Regions from separate parts of the Homo sapiens genome. Here region 2 is linked to region 1. Evidence: chromatin contacts called from ENCODE Hi-C or POLR2A ChIA-PET data. All regions are on one chromosome and are shown on one strand. The core of a region is the stretch at or near the end of the contact, and the rest is flanking DNA. Distances in the headings are between cores, read along the strand shown.

Region 1 (7,637 bases), core at 2,120-4,619:
CCCATTGAGCTGCTCCATCTGCAGGGTGCAGTGGGCCTCCGCCTCCCTCAGGCTGTTCTCCAAGCTAGGCTTCAGATTTCTTATGAAGTCTAGGTTGATCTCCAAGGACTGGACTGTATGTCTCAGCTCCATGAGCGTCATCTCAGCAACTCCAACCTCAGTGGACTGCATGGTGACCACTGTGGTCCTCTCCTTAATCTGCTGAGACCAGTACTTGCCCAGCTCTTCTTGGTTCTTCCAAGCCAGCTCGTCATATTGGGTCCAGATGTCTGCCATGATCTTGGCAAGGTCCTGAGATTTGAGGGCATCTACCTCCAAGGTCAACCCAGAGCTGACAATCTGGGCTTGTCGGCCTTTTACTTCCTCTTCGTGGTTCTTCTTCATGAAGAGCAGCTCCTCCTTGAGAGCCTCGATCTCTGTCTCCAGCTGCAGCCGAGTGACACTGGTGTCATCAATGGCCTTGCGGAGCCCCTGGATGTCACTCTCCACAGACTGGCGCATGGCCAGCTCTGTCTCATACTTGACTCTAAAGTCATCAGCAGCAAGATGGGCATTGTCGATCTGCAGAACAGTGCAGGCATTATCCACAGTATTTGCGAAGATCTGAGCCCTCAAATCCTTGATGGTCTTGAAGTAATGGCTCCAGTCTCTGACCTGGGTCCCTTCTTCTCCAGGTGCTCCCGGATTTTGCTCTCCAGCTTCCGGTTCTTGGTCTCCAGGCTCCTCACTCTGTCCAGGTAGAAGGCCAGGTGGTGGTTCAGGCTTTGCATGGGCTCCTTTTCATTCTGGATGCCTCCCATTTCTGCCAGACCCCCAGCCATCCCCGCGGCCAGGCCCCCGGACCCCATGCCGCCCTGGAAGCTGGTGGAGCGGGACATGGAGATTTGGGAACCAGAGCCCCCGACGCCTGCATAGACGCTGGCTGTGCTGCTGACTGGCGGAGGGCCATAGCTGGGCGCCTGGACAGAGCCCAGGGACTGGTAGTTGGTGGAGGTGGAGCGAGTGGTGAAGTTCATGCTGTCTGCAGAGGAGAATAAGAAGACAGGACTCCGGCTTTGCCGACGACCTACTTTTTACTAATTATGAAAGCAATGCCTCTACCCTGAGCCAATTTGGACAATACAGAAAAGCATAAGAAAGAAGAAAACTTAAATGAACTGTAATTCCAATGCTCAGCAATAACTACTACTAGATTTTGGTATATTTTCTTTTAGTATTTTTTTTTCTATCACACTATTACAAAGTTTAGATCATATTAAATTTTATAGTTTGTTTTTCTATTTAGATAAGCATTTTCATATCATTAAAAATTACTTAAACACATAATTTTCAAGAGTGGCATGTAATTTCTTGGTATAAATATAATTTGTATAACCTTATATTTTCAAGCATTTGGGCTACACTAATTTCTATAGCATCAACTATGCCATTTTGAATATCTTTGTGCATAAGCTTTTGCTTATATTTCAGATATTCCTCTAGGGGAAGGTGGGATTACTGAGTCAAGATGTAGAAACATTTTAACGCTCTCAGTATTGCCAAGCCGTTTCCCAAAAAGAATGTAATTAATTTCTACTTCTGTTAGCAGATAAAATTCCCAGGTGGGCTGAGTTATGAAAGAGAAGGAAACTATAGGCACCTAAAGCAGGGACAGAATGCGGGGATGGAGTAAGGTAAATATTCTAAGCAGAGAGAGTAGTTAGTGGCTTTATCCAGGGGTAGAAGAACTTGGTCTAGGTAGCTGAATATAGCAGGAGTAGAGGACAATTTGGGACAAAAACTCAGGCTGTAGAGATATGCATAAGCCATGTTACAAAGAGTCACCTAAACTGGCTTTAGGTAAAAAGTTAGGACCAAAATTAAAACAAACTGAAGAATCTCGTTGGCAACACGCTTGAGATTCTGCAGAGGAGAGAGAATAGCTCATTTATTTTACAGATATGTATTGAGCACCTATTCTGTGCTGGCATGGTATTTGGTGCTGGTGCTGAAGACAGACAATAAACATGATTTTTTACGTAAAATTGTCAAGAAAATAAAAACACATATCTACCCCAAAACTTGTACATTCACATCCATAGCAGAATTATTTATAATAGCTATAAAGTGGAAAGAACTTAAATGTCAATCAACTGATAAACAGATAAATAAAATGTGGTATAGCCATACAGTAGAATACTATTTGGCTATTTAAAAAGGAATAAAGTACTGCTGATACATACTACAACATGGATGAACCTTGAAAACATGCTAAATGACAGAAAATGAGGTCACAGAAACCCATATAACATATGATCCCATTTATATAAAATGTCCAGAATAGGCAAATCAATAGAGACAGAAAGTACATTAGTGGTTGCCTAGGGCTGGGGGTTGGGGGTTGCCAGGGAAGAGGGGCAGAGTTTGAAAAGGAATGGGAGCTGACTGCTAATGGGCCCAGGATTTCTTTCTGGGGTGATGAGAATGTACTATAATTGATTGTGATGATGACTGCCCAACTCTGAGAACTGAAACCATTGAATTGTATGCTTAAATGGGTGAACCGTATGGTATGTGAATTATATCTCAATTTTTAGAAATAAAATTTATGGCACATTATGTGACAGTTAGGTGCTATGGAGAATGATAAAAATATGGAGATGGATAGGGCAGAGCAGGGATGAGGACATTTTGGAGAGTAGGCCCGGGATATAATTTTTGTACAGAGCAGAGAGGGAAGGTCTCACCCGTAAGATGATGTTTGAGTAAAGATCTGAAGGAGGTCAAAAGGAAAATCTTGGACTTTGACAGCTGCAAAATAAGGAAAGTTTTTTCCATCACCAAGTCATTCCCAGGGTACAGTTCAGTTATAAAGAACATAGATAAATTAGTAGTAACACAGTTTTAGGAAGTCTTTAATACTAACACATTATTTTCATATTTCCCTATGTAAGAATAAATAAGGCTCACATCAGTCAGAAAACACTAAATAAGTACACTGGGGATTTAGGTATTTTGGAAGTTTTGTATGGTGGAGATTTGGTTTGTATTATTTTGGAGGTGCACACCAGGATGCTGTGAAATGTAATTGTATTTCTTTTTCCTTTTGTTTTCCTCAATTGAAAAAATAAGTATTAATGAACACTTCATTCGGCCATTTATTCACAAATAATTTTTCTCTCTTAGAACACTAATTTTTTTCCTCCTCAACTCTTTGACATTAACTTTGTAAACCACAAAAAAACTAAACAAACAAACAAACAAACACTTTGGAAACAAATACTCAATGGCAGTAAGAAACACAACAGTTCTTTGAAGCCTGTACCTCCTTATTTTGACCAGAGGAGAGCACTAGAGAGCTTTCGGGCTATTGAAGGGCCCCCCCGCAATCCCAAAGGGCTGGGTGGAGCCTGAAGCATTCAGCCAGGCATAGCTTTAAGTCCTGACTCAGAAGACAACAGCACAGCACTTTGCTAAAGGGCAAGCTCGGACACATTTCCGTAACATATAACACTTCTTTCACCTCAGACGTGATGTTCTGCTAAATCTTCAACATTTCATAATGTGTACTAACCCCTTGATACTTGTTTTGTGTTCTGCTTTTGTTTTCAGCTCTTTGGGAGGTAAACAATGATTTTAATTTCATTTTACATAAACCACACAAAAAAGAAAGAATCACCATACATGTTTAAGGGCACATGAACTCCACTAAGGAGAGGCAGTACTGGGTATGGACAAGACACAACCTAAAACTTCCGACTAAAGCTACCCTGGTGAAAAGCCAATGGCCCAAACTTGTCTTAACTATCAGAAGTCTTAGGTTTCAATTTTGATAGGAAAAGACACTAAGAATAACATCAGCTAATTAGCCTACAATTTGAACAGTGTATAAATATCTAATAATGGAGCAGACACTTAAAATGTATAATAACTGGGGTATCAACGGCAGAAGACAACAGACACTCTCAACCACTGTTGATGGAAATAGAAATAGTTAAAATCTTATTGGAAGGCATCTTGTTAAAAAAAAAAAACTTTCAAAATTTTAAGTGTGCATAATTTCAACCCAGCAATTCCATCTCTAGATATAAGTTCCCCCGAAATGCTGCACATGCACACAAAAATTTTATTTATAGTAGTTTTAATAATAATGATAATAGCATTTAGCACTTACTGTGGTAGGTGCAGTTCAAGAACTTTACATACGTTGACTAATTTATCTCTAAAAACAGCCTGGCGATCCCCATTTTATTGATGAGGAAGCTGAGGCAGGGACAGGTTAAGTAACAGCTGTGAAGAGGTGGAGCCAGGATTCGAATGCATGGATCCCAACGCCCCTGCTCTTAACCACTATGCTATGCAATACGAGGATATTTATTGTAGCATTGTTTATAGTGGTGTAAAACTGGAAACAGCCCATGTCTAGCACTAGTGGAATCGTTAAATAACCAATGATGTATTCATATTGTCAAAATGAAGTCAATCTAGGTGCCCTGACTCAGAAAAGGCCCCAAAGGTATACTGTAGAGAAGGGGAGGGAGAGAAGCAATTCTCAGAATAATACGTATCATATGATTCCATTTGTGTTTCTTTTCAATTACACGTTTGTATTTGGACATATATTCAAGCATAGAAAAAGGATGGAAGAACATACAGACACCAAACTGTACCAGTTGTAGTCTTTGAGGAGAGTGGTATTGGGAAGGGGGTGGTTGTAAAAGAGGAATTTCAATTTCATATTTTACCCTATGTAATTCTGTATTACTTGAAAGTTTTAAAATAAAATATATTTACATACTACTTCTGCATCTTTTAAAAAACTGGAACACTCTTTCAAAGACTAAAAAAGGACACACTTGGGCTGGGTACGGTGGCTCACACCTGTAGTCCCAGCACTTTGGGAGGCCGAGGTGGGTGAGCCAAGAGTTTGAGACCAGCCTGGGCAACATGGTGAAACTCCATCTCTACAAATACAAAAGAAATTAGCCAGGTGTGGCAGCGAGTGCCTGTAGTCCCAGCTGCTCGGAAGGCTGAAGCCGGAGGATAGTTTGAGCCCTGGAGGTCAAGGCAGCAGTGAGCCATGACTGCACCACTGCACTCCAGCCTGGGCAACAGAGTGAGACTCTGTCTCAAAATAAAATAAAATAAAATAAAGACATAGTGTAAACATCGAAGGGAATCTTAGCAAACAGTTCAGTCAACTCCTTCATAGTACTAGTGAAGAAACCGCAGTGTTAGGAAGTAAAATGGAGCCTGTATTGTTACGCCTATAACGGCTGCTCTAAGCTAGAGGCTGCCTGCCTGACTCCTGCCCCAGAGCTCTTTTTGTGTTACTACTTTGCCTTCACCTGGGGAAACCTCTAAAAGTGAGTTATGCACTATCTTAATGTGATTTGACAGTTACATTTTATTTCATAGATTCATAGTTATGTGGCCTTTTAAAACGTTTTGGAGGAACATATGTCACTCATTCATTCAACAAATATTTATTAAATAAAATAATTAGATATTACTAATTAGGTGCTAATTGTTATATGCCAGGTTCTGTTCTGGGCCCTGGAAATATAACATTGCTCAAGATATACATAGTTGTCGCCCTCAAGAATTATGGGAAAATGTTCACCACCTAACCACATAGGAAAAAACACACTATGAAGCTGTACGTCCTAAATGAAAATGCACAAAAATGTTAACAGTTATCTCTGGAGTTTTAGGAGATTTTTATGTGGTTCTTTATGTATTTCTATGTTTTCTTTCTTTAGGAAGTTTTCAATTGGCATGTATTTCCTTCATAATGAGAAAAATATATTTTAAAGAATCAAACAGTAGCTCTTTGTGTAAGTTTTGAAACCTGTGGAACTATATGAAAAGAGAAAAGGGTCATTATACCAGGAGAAAGCAAATGTTTCCCTGAAAAGGAAAGGCTTAGACAAGCTCTTCTGTTCTTGTTGCTGAACCATAAGTCTATGGAATTCCCAGGGAAAAGCCTTTTCAGAGGGCACTTCTGGAGCTGTGAGACATCTTTTGTCATATTGCTAAGGAACATCAGACAGTACACTTTGGGGGAAAGAGCTATGGAAGCCAGTCCAGGCTAGTGGTTTAGTCTTCAGGCTTTGGAGACAGACTGTATGGACGCAGATCCCAGCTCAACCCCTTTCTAGCTATGCAACCTCAAGAAATTTGTTTGCCTTTTTGAACTTCGGTTTCTCCATCTGTGAATGGGAATAAAAATGGAACATACATCATTTGGTAGTTAGGAGAATTAAGTGAGATAATGTATATAAAGAGCTTAAAACTGTGGTTGGCACATAATTGTGTTTAGTTTATGTTACCTGCCACTTAGCTCAGAAGCGGAATCAAATTCTCACTTCCCTGACTACCCACCTCCCCACCACACATACAGTCTGCACATTCATATGCACCCACACACCAAAGAAATACAGGCTATACCTTAGAGAAAACGTCTTCAGTACTGTTTCAGCAATTACACAAATTAACTCATCTACCTAACAATTGGACTAAAAATAGAACAATCCTGCATATTAAAATATAATAAATAGAAAATGATACACTGAGATGTTTTTCTTTTCACAATGTGTTTTGGGCTTCCTCAATGTCCACAGAAAGCAGTCTCAATATTTTATTATATCCTTTGCTTTATTTTCCAAATCCCTTAAAAGTAACTGATAATGGAGGAACTCTGGCAACAAAAGAAGGCTTAGCCCTGTGTGCCAGAGCTCCCAATTAAGCTAAGGTCTAGGCGCTGCCCTGACATATGACAAGCAGAGCTATCCAGCTTGAAGAAACCTTATAGGATTGGACAATGAGGACATCCACAGCACCCATGATACCTTAACCCTTACCCCTTGCCCATTATCAGAGGGTTGATGCTTCAGCACTTTGATACTTTGAAGAATCATTGTCAAAGACCCTGCTTTTGTGTAATGCAGTGTGTACTAGATTTTGAAGGAAAGTAAAACAATTTATTAAACCTACAATGAAATAATAAGATTATTTTCCAAGAGGTAGCCCTATTGCTGAGAGCCCTCTTGTAACCATGATGGAAGCCAGCCTGGGTACAAAGACAGCAGATGGCATAAATAATGGCAGAAAGAAGAAAAGCCATACTTCTGATCCAACTATGCCTGAAGCTTGGAACAACCTCTGGACTCCTCAGTTATGTGGGCCAATAAATACCCAAGCTTTTTTTTTTTTTTTTTTTGAGACAAAGTCTCACTCTGTCACCCAGGCTGGAGTGCAGTGGCCCAATCTCGGCTCACTGCAACATCCAATTGTGGGGTTCAAGTGATTCTCCTGCCTCAGTCTTCCGAGTAGCTGAGATTACAGGCACTGGCAACCATGCCTGGCTAATTTTTGTATTTTTAGTAGAGACGGGGTTTGACCATGTTGGCCAGGCTGGCCTCGAACTCCTGACCTCGAGGATCCGCCCATCTTGTCCTTCTAAAGTGCTGGGATTACAGGTCTCAGCCACTGTGCCCAGACAGTTATTATTTTTTTTTAATTAAAAAATACAAAAATTAGCCAGGCGTGGTGGTGCACGCCTGTAATCCCAGCTACTCAGGAGGCTGAGGCAGGAGAATCGCTTGAACCCGAGAGGCAGATGTTACAGTGAGCCAAGATTGCGCCACTGCCCTCCA
Region 2 (7,637 bases), core at 3,769-6,268, 520 kb after region 1:
TTAATCTCTATAGCTACAGATCCTGCCTCATGTAGATGAAAATTAGTTTTGTCTTGGCTGAATTTTAATTTGTTAGAGTAAATGAGCTGGGATGTCTGGCATTGAAATGGTGGGGTGGTGGGAAACCAAGGAGCAAGATGGCTGTTTCAGAAGGGTCAGAAATGAAGATAGGAGGCAAGAAGTCCCAGTAAGACCAATAAAGAGAGAATTCAACATCAAGGGAACTGAATTAGTCTCAAGTTATAAAAATAGAGCAGAGATGAAAGGAAGAAAACCTATCTTCTATGTGGGAAAGATGATGATATTCTGGGCAGGAAAGGATAATGAAATTTTTTGTTTGTTGAAAGGTAAGTATCTTTTTAATACACTGACAAGACTTCTAAGAGAATCAGTTAAGTTGAAAATACTTTGTTATGTTTTATAAAAATAAAAATATGATCTTAAATATGAGGGTTCTAGGCCGAATAACATTGGGAATTTATTACTCAAATTGAAGGAGAATTCAGAGTATTTTCTCTTTTGATTTATGACAGAATGAAAGATTTTAAAAGACTTTGACACCTCTGTTGAGTAAAAGAAAGGGTGTATTGAATACAATTCATTTGATGGGGGTAGGAGAAGGTTAGGATAGGCCGCAGGTGAGGTATAATATTATGCTTTAAAATAATGGCATTTTGAAAAAAAGAAAAGTGGAAATTAACATATCAAAGTTGGAAAAGCAGGAGTGGGGGAAGTATTAAAGTACCAGACAGAGAAGACATCAAAGTTGTTTTGGAAGATGAGAAAGTAGAATAATCATAGCTATAGGGAATACCAGTCAAACAGGTCAAATCCTGTTATAAAAGGTGGCACAGGTGCCACCGAATGACTTCTGCTGCCATTGTGGGAGCCACTGTTCATACTCTATGCTCCCTTCAACTTTCCTCCTTTTCTTCCTTCACTATTCTCTTTTGTCTCTAATTTCTTCCTATGCTGTGAGTGTTTCAGTGAGATCCACTTGAAGTGGATTCCTACTGTTAGACTCCTTTACAGGAAAGGTCCAGAAAGTATCTGTTTTGTTTTGTGTGTGTGTGTGTGTGTGTATGTGTGCATATGTGTATATATACATATATACATGTGTGCATATGTGTATATATGCATATATACACGTGTGTGCATATGTGTATATATGCATATATACATGTGTGTGCATATGTGTATATATGCATATATACGTGTGTGCATATGTGTATATATGCATATATACGTGTGTGCATATGTGTATATATGCATATATACGTGTGTGCATATGTGTATATATGCATATATACGTGTGTGCATATGTGTATATATGCATATATACGTGTGTGCATATGTGTATATATGCATATATACGTGTGTGCATGTGTATATATGCATATATACATGTGTGTGCATATGTGTGCATATATACATGTGTGTATGTGTGTATGTATACATATATGTATATGTGTCTATGCACATATGTGTGTATATATACATATATTTTTTGTATGATACATGTATAGTGAAGACGCTGCATCTCAGTGGCTCACTTGTCAGAAGTTTTGTTACTAATATAACAGCCACAGGGTTGTTTTCTAAGCCAGCAGAAAAATGGTTGTCATTTAAATAGGAAGTAAAATATCCAATATGGTATAAAATAAAAATGTATCACTATAAATCTTGAAACAGAGAGATAGTGGAGATAAGGCTGGATAAAGTAGCAAGCTAAGCCTTATCCTAGCCTGGGGAGAGGAACAGAGAAGATAGTGGGAGCATTGGGAGGAATATATAAATAGGATGGTCTCCAGGTTCTAGAAGAGTCTAGTAATGCTAGATCAGATAGTCACTGTATCCTGAAGCTTCTAGAAGTCTTAGAGCACATGCTGATTTTAGTCCATGTGGTCCACGAAGTCTTCTTCACCTGCCCCATCCCCTTCCTTTCCACCAGGTACATGCTTTACAGAATGTAAAGTAGCTTTTGTCCCGGAATATCAGCCAAAGGTGGTGACATTTTTTGAATGAATGACTGTCTCTTTAGGCTTATAAGTCTTTGTTATAACAGTGTTAATAGCTTATTACCTGCTTGGATATTGTCTGACTAAATTATTTTGGCAGTTAATTTCTGCTTCCCTTGTGGTTTCATTTGGATTCAAAATGTATACTTCCTGTCCTATCTTAGGTTTCATTTCTTTGCTTTCTAACAGCTGTGGTCTTCTGCCTTCATGGTAGAAGAAGCAATTGCTGAGTTTTATGTTGTTGTTTTTAATGGATGTGTTACAGTAAGATCTGGACCCACTAGTATTGCAAGTTTCATGAGGCAGTTTTGAGGTGGAGAGTGGTTCACACTTTAAAAGGGCTGGTGTGTTTTATACTTGAGAAAAATTGTTTCCTGCCTCCGGCTAGCCTTTCAAATTTTTGTATTAGTGTCATGAATGAGTGCCTGAAAGTTTAGATGGGTTAGTTTAATTGATCTTGTGTAGAGAATAAATTATAAAGCATACGTCTTGTAGATAGTGGATTATTCATCTGTTTGTAGGTATATTGGCAGATGGCCATTATATATTGCCATTAAAGTTTTGCAGTCAAGCCATATTTTAGTTTAGTTGCTGTATTGTTATGAATAGACTTATCAGCTGTCTGGGAAATTGTAACTAAGCATTTACAAGGAAATATAAGAGTGGAATTTTGGCAGGTATGTCACATGGTAAGTGACAGCTTGTAACCAGCTCTTTTTTTGTTAGTGTGTAAATGGAGCTGCTTAGGAACATTGTTTTTACTCTCCCTTAGACCCAGTTTTTAGTCAGTGGAAAGAGGAGGTGATTCTACTAATTGTCTAAGAAAATTTTAGGAATCTCAAGTAGACTATGTGGCAGCTTTGGGTTTTTTTCTTGTCTGTTTCATTTACAACAGGATTTCTCAACCTTGGCACTTATTGACGACTTGGTCCAGATAGTTCTTTGTTGTGGTGGGTTGTCTTGAGCATTGTAAGACGTTCAGCAGCATCCCTGGCCTCTATCCATTAAATGCCAGTATCTTCCCTTGCAATCGTGACAATAAAAAATGTCCACACATTGCCAGATGTCCCCTGGATTGTAAATTCACCCCCAGTTGAGAACCACTGATTTAGAAAATATATGTAGTAAAGATATATATGCACTGCATGGGTTCATTTTCTTGTTTTCTCCTCTAAGCCACAGATTGGATTTTCTTTTCAGTTTTCTTTTAGGTAGTAATAGGCTAGTTACCATAGGCAGACATTATCCATAAACATTTGTACATATTTTAATTTCTTAAATCTGTGTTCTTTTACTGGCAATTATTGAATACTTATTGTATAGAGCACAATTACCGGGGTTATGCCTTTGGCAAATTAAAAGAAAGACATTTAAGTAGCTATAATAGTAGGTCAAAGGTATTATGTAAGTATAGGCAAGAAGTTTATTCCAACAGAGGTGGAGATGGGGTGGAGAGGGTGTCTTTGAGGAGGTGAGATTTGGTTTGTACATTGAAAGATGGATGGGATTTTAATAAGTGGATATTGGGCAAATTGCCATTTCAGGCGGGAAGAACAACTCATGGCTCCTTTATTCCAAATAAGTTTTTTAAAAATTGATTCACTCACTTAATACATTGCATTAATTAGTATGCTGACCACATCTAAGTTTTTCTTAGATAAGGTAGGTTTATGGACAGAGAAGTGGTGATGTGGAAGTGGTAGTTCAAAGATTTGGTGGCTGCTGTAGGCCTCAAAAAGGGAAAAGGAATTTGGTCAGGCAGGATCCTACAGAATCCCTTCCTTTAACTGTACTCTTTAATGTTTACCATCCTTCAGGATCTTTTTTCACTTGTGTCGCTCTCTTCTTTTAAATTATTCCCTTTACCGATCTTACTTTCTGTGAACCAATCTCAATTTTCCTTTAAAAGGCCTTCCTGATCTGATTTTTCTTTTCAAGTTCTGTCCTTCTTTACCTTTGTTTTATGGCCAAGCGTTTCAAGTTTGCCCTAACCTATGTTTTTCCTTTAGTTACCATCTACTTTTCCTTAATCCCTTGCTATCAGTCCATTTTTTTCTGAGTACATTATTGAAATTACCATTTCCAAAGGTGCCAAAGACCTCACGGTGGCCAAATTCATTTACTGATTGTTTTCCTTTCCCTCAAACTCACACTTTTGTTTTCCTTCCTCTGTGTGTCCCCCTCTCTTGTATCTGTCCTTCTATCCATTCCACCAATAAACATTCAGTTTGGGCCATGCTATATCCCAGGTCCCTGGGGATAAAAAGAGACTGTGCCCTCAAGTAGTTTCACTGGGCATACAAGTAAGTACTCAATTACCAAATAGTTCATACTGGCAGTGGTATATACACAGAGGCTTTACAGGGTGTTCTGAGCTCTGTTGCGTTTAGCATCAAGATTTCATGATTCTAATTACATTGCCCATTCTTTTGAAAAATTCTTCCTACTGTTACCTTACCTGCATTTCTTCCTGCAAGCATCAAGAAGGAAGCATTGATCTGGGGCTTTAAGCACCATCTGCTACTTTCTGTGTGGGCTAACAACTTAACATTTCTGTGTCTTGATTTCTTTATTTGTAAAACGGAACATTGATCTCCTAAAATTGCTGTCAGTGTTAACAAAGGTTTACATGTGTTTAACAAATTCTGGTTCTTTTTCAGGTTCTTTACCACCTGTCCCCCTGCCAATTAATCTTTGCGTTGCTTCTATATTAATAGTCTTGAAAAAGTATTTGTATATGGCTTTCACTTCCTTAAACTCATTTATCTGGTATTGTTGGCCTTCCATAAAATGACCTGCACCTACCTCTGCCTCATGATATCTTCTTACTCCCTGATAGAAACCAACTGCCTTAGCCAGAGTAATCTCATTGTTTTCTAATCATGGCATATGCATTCCTGCTTAAATCTCTCTTCCCATGTCATTTCCCATGTGGGAAGTGCCACACTGTACTAGCTTAGCTTAAACTTCACCTTCTTTTGTGAAGACTTCCTTGTGTACTCTGGTGATTTCTGCATTCTTTAAACTTTGTAGCATTTCCTGTATCTTAGTCATTTGGTACTTGTAATTTCTTAATTTTGTAATGATCTCTTTTTTTATATGTGACTTATCTCTGCAGCTAGACTAAGTATGGTTGAGACCATGTTTCAGCATCTTTTAAATGTACAGTGTACATAATTGGTGTTAAATAAAATTGTCATGCTTTTGTTTTGTTTTTGCAAAACATTTAGGACTATTTACCGTATGCCAGTGCTAGGCTCTGAGAATATAAAAATGAACCGATACTTACTCTTTAGGATAGTGGCTCCTGAGGGAGACAGATGTGGCACAAATATTTCAATATAATGTAGTAAATACAGTGTGAAATGTTTTCAAGGAATTCCATGAGTGTACTAAGGGAAGTGGAACTTTTCCTGCATAGGAGGTTTAGGGAAAGCTTCTGGAGTTGAACACCAGAGTTCAGTTTTACTTATTTTTTTATTTTTCTCAGAGACAGGATTTCGCTCTGTTGCCCAGGCTGGTTTTGAACTCCTGGCCTTAAGTGATCCTCTTGCCTCAAGTGATCCTCTTGCCTCAGCCTCCCAAGTTGCTTAGATTTATAGCCATGAGCCACCATTCCCTGTGGGCTGAATTTTAAAAGGATGAGCAGGATTAGCCAGGTAAAAAAGAAGAGTATAGCAGGCAAAGAACAAAATGAGTAAATGCCTCAGTGCAGTGTGTTTGAAGAACTCTAAAAGAATCCTGATACTAGGAATGACTGAGTTTGGTTGATGTAAACATTATGATCAGATTGAGACTACCAGTCACATTAGGCCATATAAATTAGAGATTTTGATTAGTCCATATCTCATTCTGCATTTTTTTGTGTGGGGGTGGGGGGTCTAAGGTTTTTTTCAGTGAACCTGGTCATTAATCTTAAGGGAGCAGTTTATATTTGAGTAGCTGGTGTGTGTTATGCACATTCCTACTGGAATAGGGAGACACAAGAGAGAAAGATTTATATAATGCCTACAGTACTTCCTCTTGAGATATGTAAAGATTTAGATTTCCTCCCCCTACTTTTGTAAGTAGCCTCATCTTAGGTAAAAAAAAAAAATAGCTATTTGGAACATTATTAAATGATTACGTGGGAAATGATGACAGTGTTAGTGAGTACAGTAGTCCTCCCTTAATTATGGTTTTAGTTACCTTGTGGTCAATGGTAACTAAAAGTAGGTGGTCAGAAAATAGGTGAGTACAGTACAATATATTTTGAGAGAGTGAGAGACCATGTTCACATAACTTATTATAGCTTATGTCATAATTATTCCATTTTATTATTAGCTATTGTTAGTCTCTCACTGTGCCTAATTTATAAGTTAAACTATCATAGGTAAATCTGTATAGGAAAAAAGTGGTATATATAGTGTTTGTTACCACCTGAAGTTTCAGGCATCCACAGAGTCATCTCCCATGGATAATGGAGGACTAATGTACATGTAATTCTGAAAACAGCTTTGGGCTAATAGGACTTCATTTATAGAATCCTCACCTTGAGATAAGGAGGTAGAATGGAGGTAGAGTTGTGGGAAGGAGAAGTTCTACAGCATTAGGGGGAAATATCAGAAATCTTTAGTTACTAAGGTTAAGTGAAGTGTCTTTGGATTTAACTTTTTCAAGTCATAAAGAAGAAAAACTTTGCAGACCCTTTGATGATTAGTGTTTTGTTCTCACAGTTCTTGATGGCATTTTCCTACTGTTGTGTCTTGTCTTAAATGACAAGCATGATTCTGAAAGTCTGTTATAACTGCTATATTGCATTAATATTCTCATCTGTTTCCCAAAACTCTTTGGGTTCTTTTCTCAGATCGCAGAAGTTGAGTTCTTTTTCTTTCCTTCTCCTTCCCAAAGACATATAATAGTATTTCAGTGCTGTGTTAGTTGGGATACAGTATAATGGATGTGTCTGTTTTACTAATACTGCCTCTTAGAAAGGTTACGAATTATTTACTTTTGTATCAGGTGATCACCTAACCAGATTATCTTTGAGATACTGTACAGTAATGAGATAATTAGTAGTGAGGTAATCAAAGGAAAATGCAACTGGAAGATGGTATTCAAAGAGAAAAATGAGTTAAAGACTGCTTACTTGAAATTTTTTTTATTACTGGTGAAAAAAGTAAAAAAGCATAGTGTTGAGAGAACCACCATAGGATAAATTTGGACATTAAAGAGTGTCTTAGGACATCTGCAGAATTTTGTGTGTGTGCATACATACAACTTGTGTAATATATTATGAGGTGAAATTTTTGTACTTTTAACATCTAATTCTATGAAATCATATTCCTCAATTTCTGTTTAAGTAACCAAAATGACAGTATTATACCTTGTCTGAAATAATCATTAGTTTTGTTTTTTGATGAAAAAAGGTTAGACCATTTTAAGAACCACAACTCAAATAATAAGGCATACTGGCCATAAATTCTGGTTTATGAAAGGAAAATAATGTAACAGATTAATTGCTTTCTGGTTTTCTAATGTAATATATTAATTTGGTTGTTTAAACGCATACACAGGTCTTTTTGGCTCCCTAAGACAGCGGCACGGCATAGCAAGTTGAATGAGCCAAGGAGTTTGAAT

Evidence for each region. A loop is a pair of places that touch in the nucleus more often than their neighbours do. ChIA-PET counts read pairs that join two places held with the same protein, here RNA polymerase II (POLR2A). Pooled maps may share reads with other maps.
Region 2: a map of A673 shows a loop between it and region 1 (2.5-fold over the local background). The contact joins two enhancer-like sites. A Hi-C loop is called at or near these places in 10 of 168 maps with a recorded cell type or tissue (A673, B cell, Caco-2 and 7 more), 7 of 37 single-sample maps with no recorded cell type and 14 of 50 pooled maps. POLR2A ChIA-PET finds 5 or more read pairs at or near these places in 1 of 52 experiments (WTC11).

The regions. Positions count from the first base shown.
Region 1 is chr1:182,959,347-182,966,983 of GRCh38, forward strand. It overlaps the pseudogene KRT18P28. Among named protein-coding and RNA genes, the nearest start is that of SHCBP1L, 10 kb to the left of the region's middle. RefSeq lists an enhancer at 3,228-3,522. Within about 2 kb of position 3,370, at least 7 of the 41 ENCODE cell types and tissues checked have a DNase peak (open chromatin) inside an H3K27ac peak, as active enhancers do.
Region 2 is chr1:183,476,338-183,483,974 of GRCh38, forward strand. The region is part of intron 1 of SMG7 (SMG7 nonsense mediated mRNA decay factor); the gene reads left to right. Among named protein-coding and RNA genes, the nearest start is that of SMG7, 7.7 kb to the left of the region's middle. RefSeq lists an enhancer at 4,584-4,663. Within about 2 kb of position 5,019, at least 5 of the 41 ENCODE cell types and tissues checked have a DNase peak (open chromatin) inside an H3K27ac peak, as active enhancers do.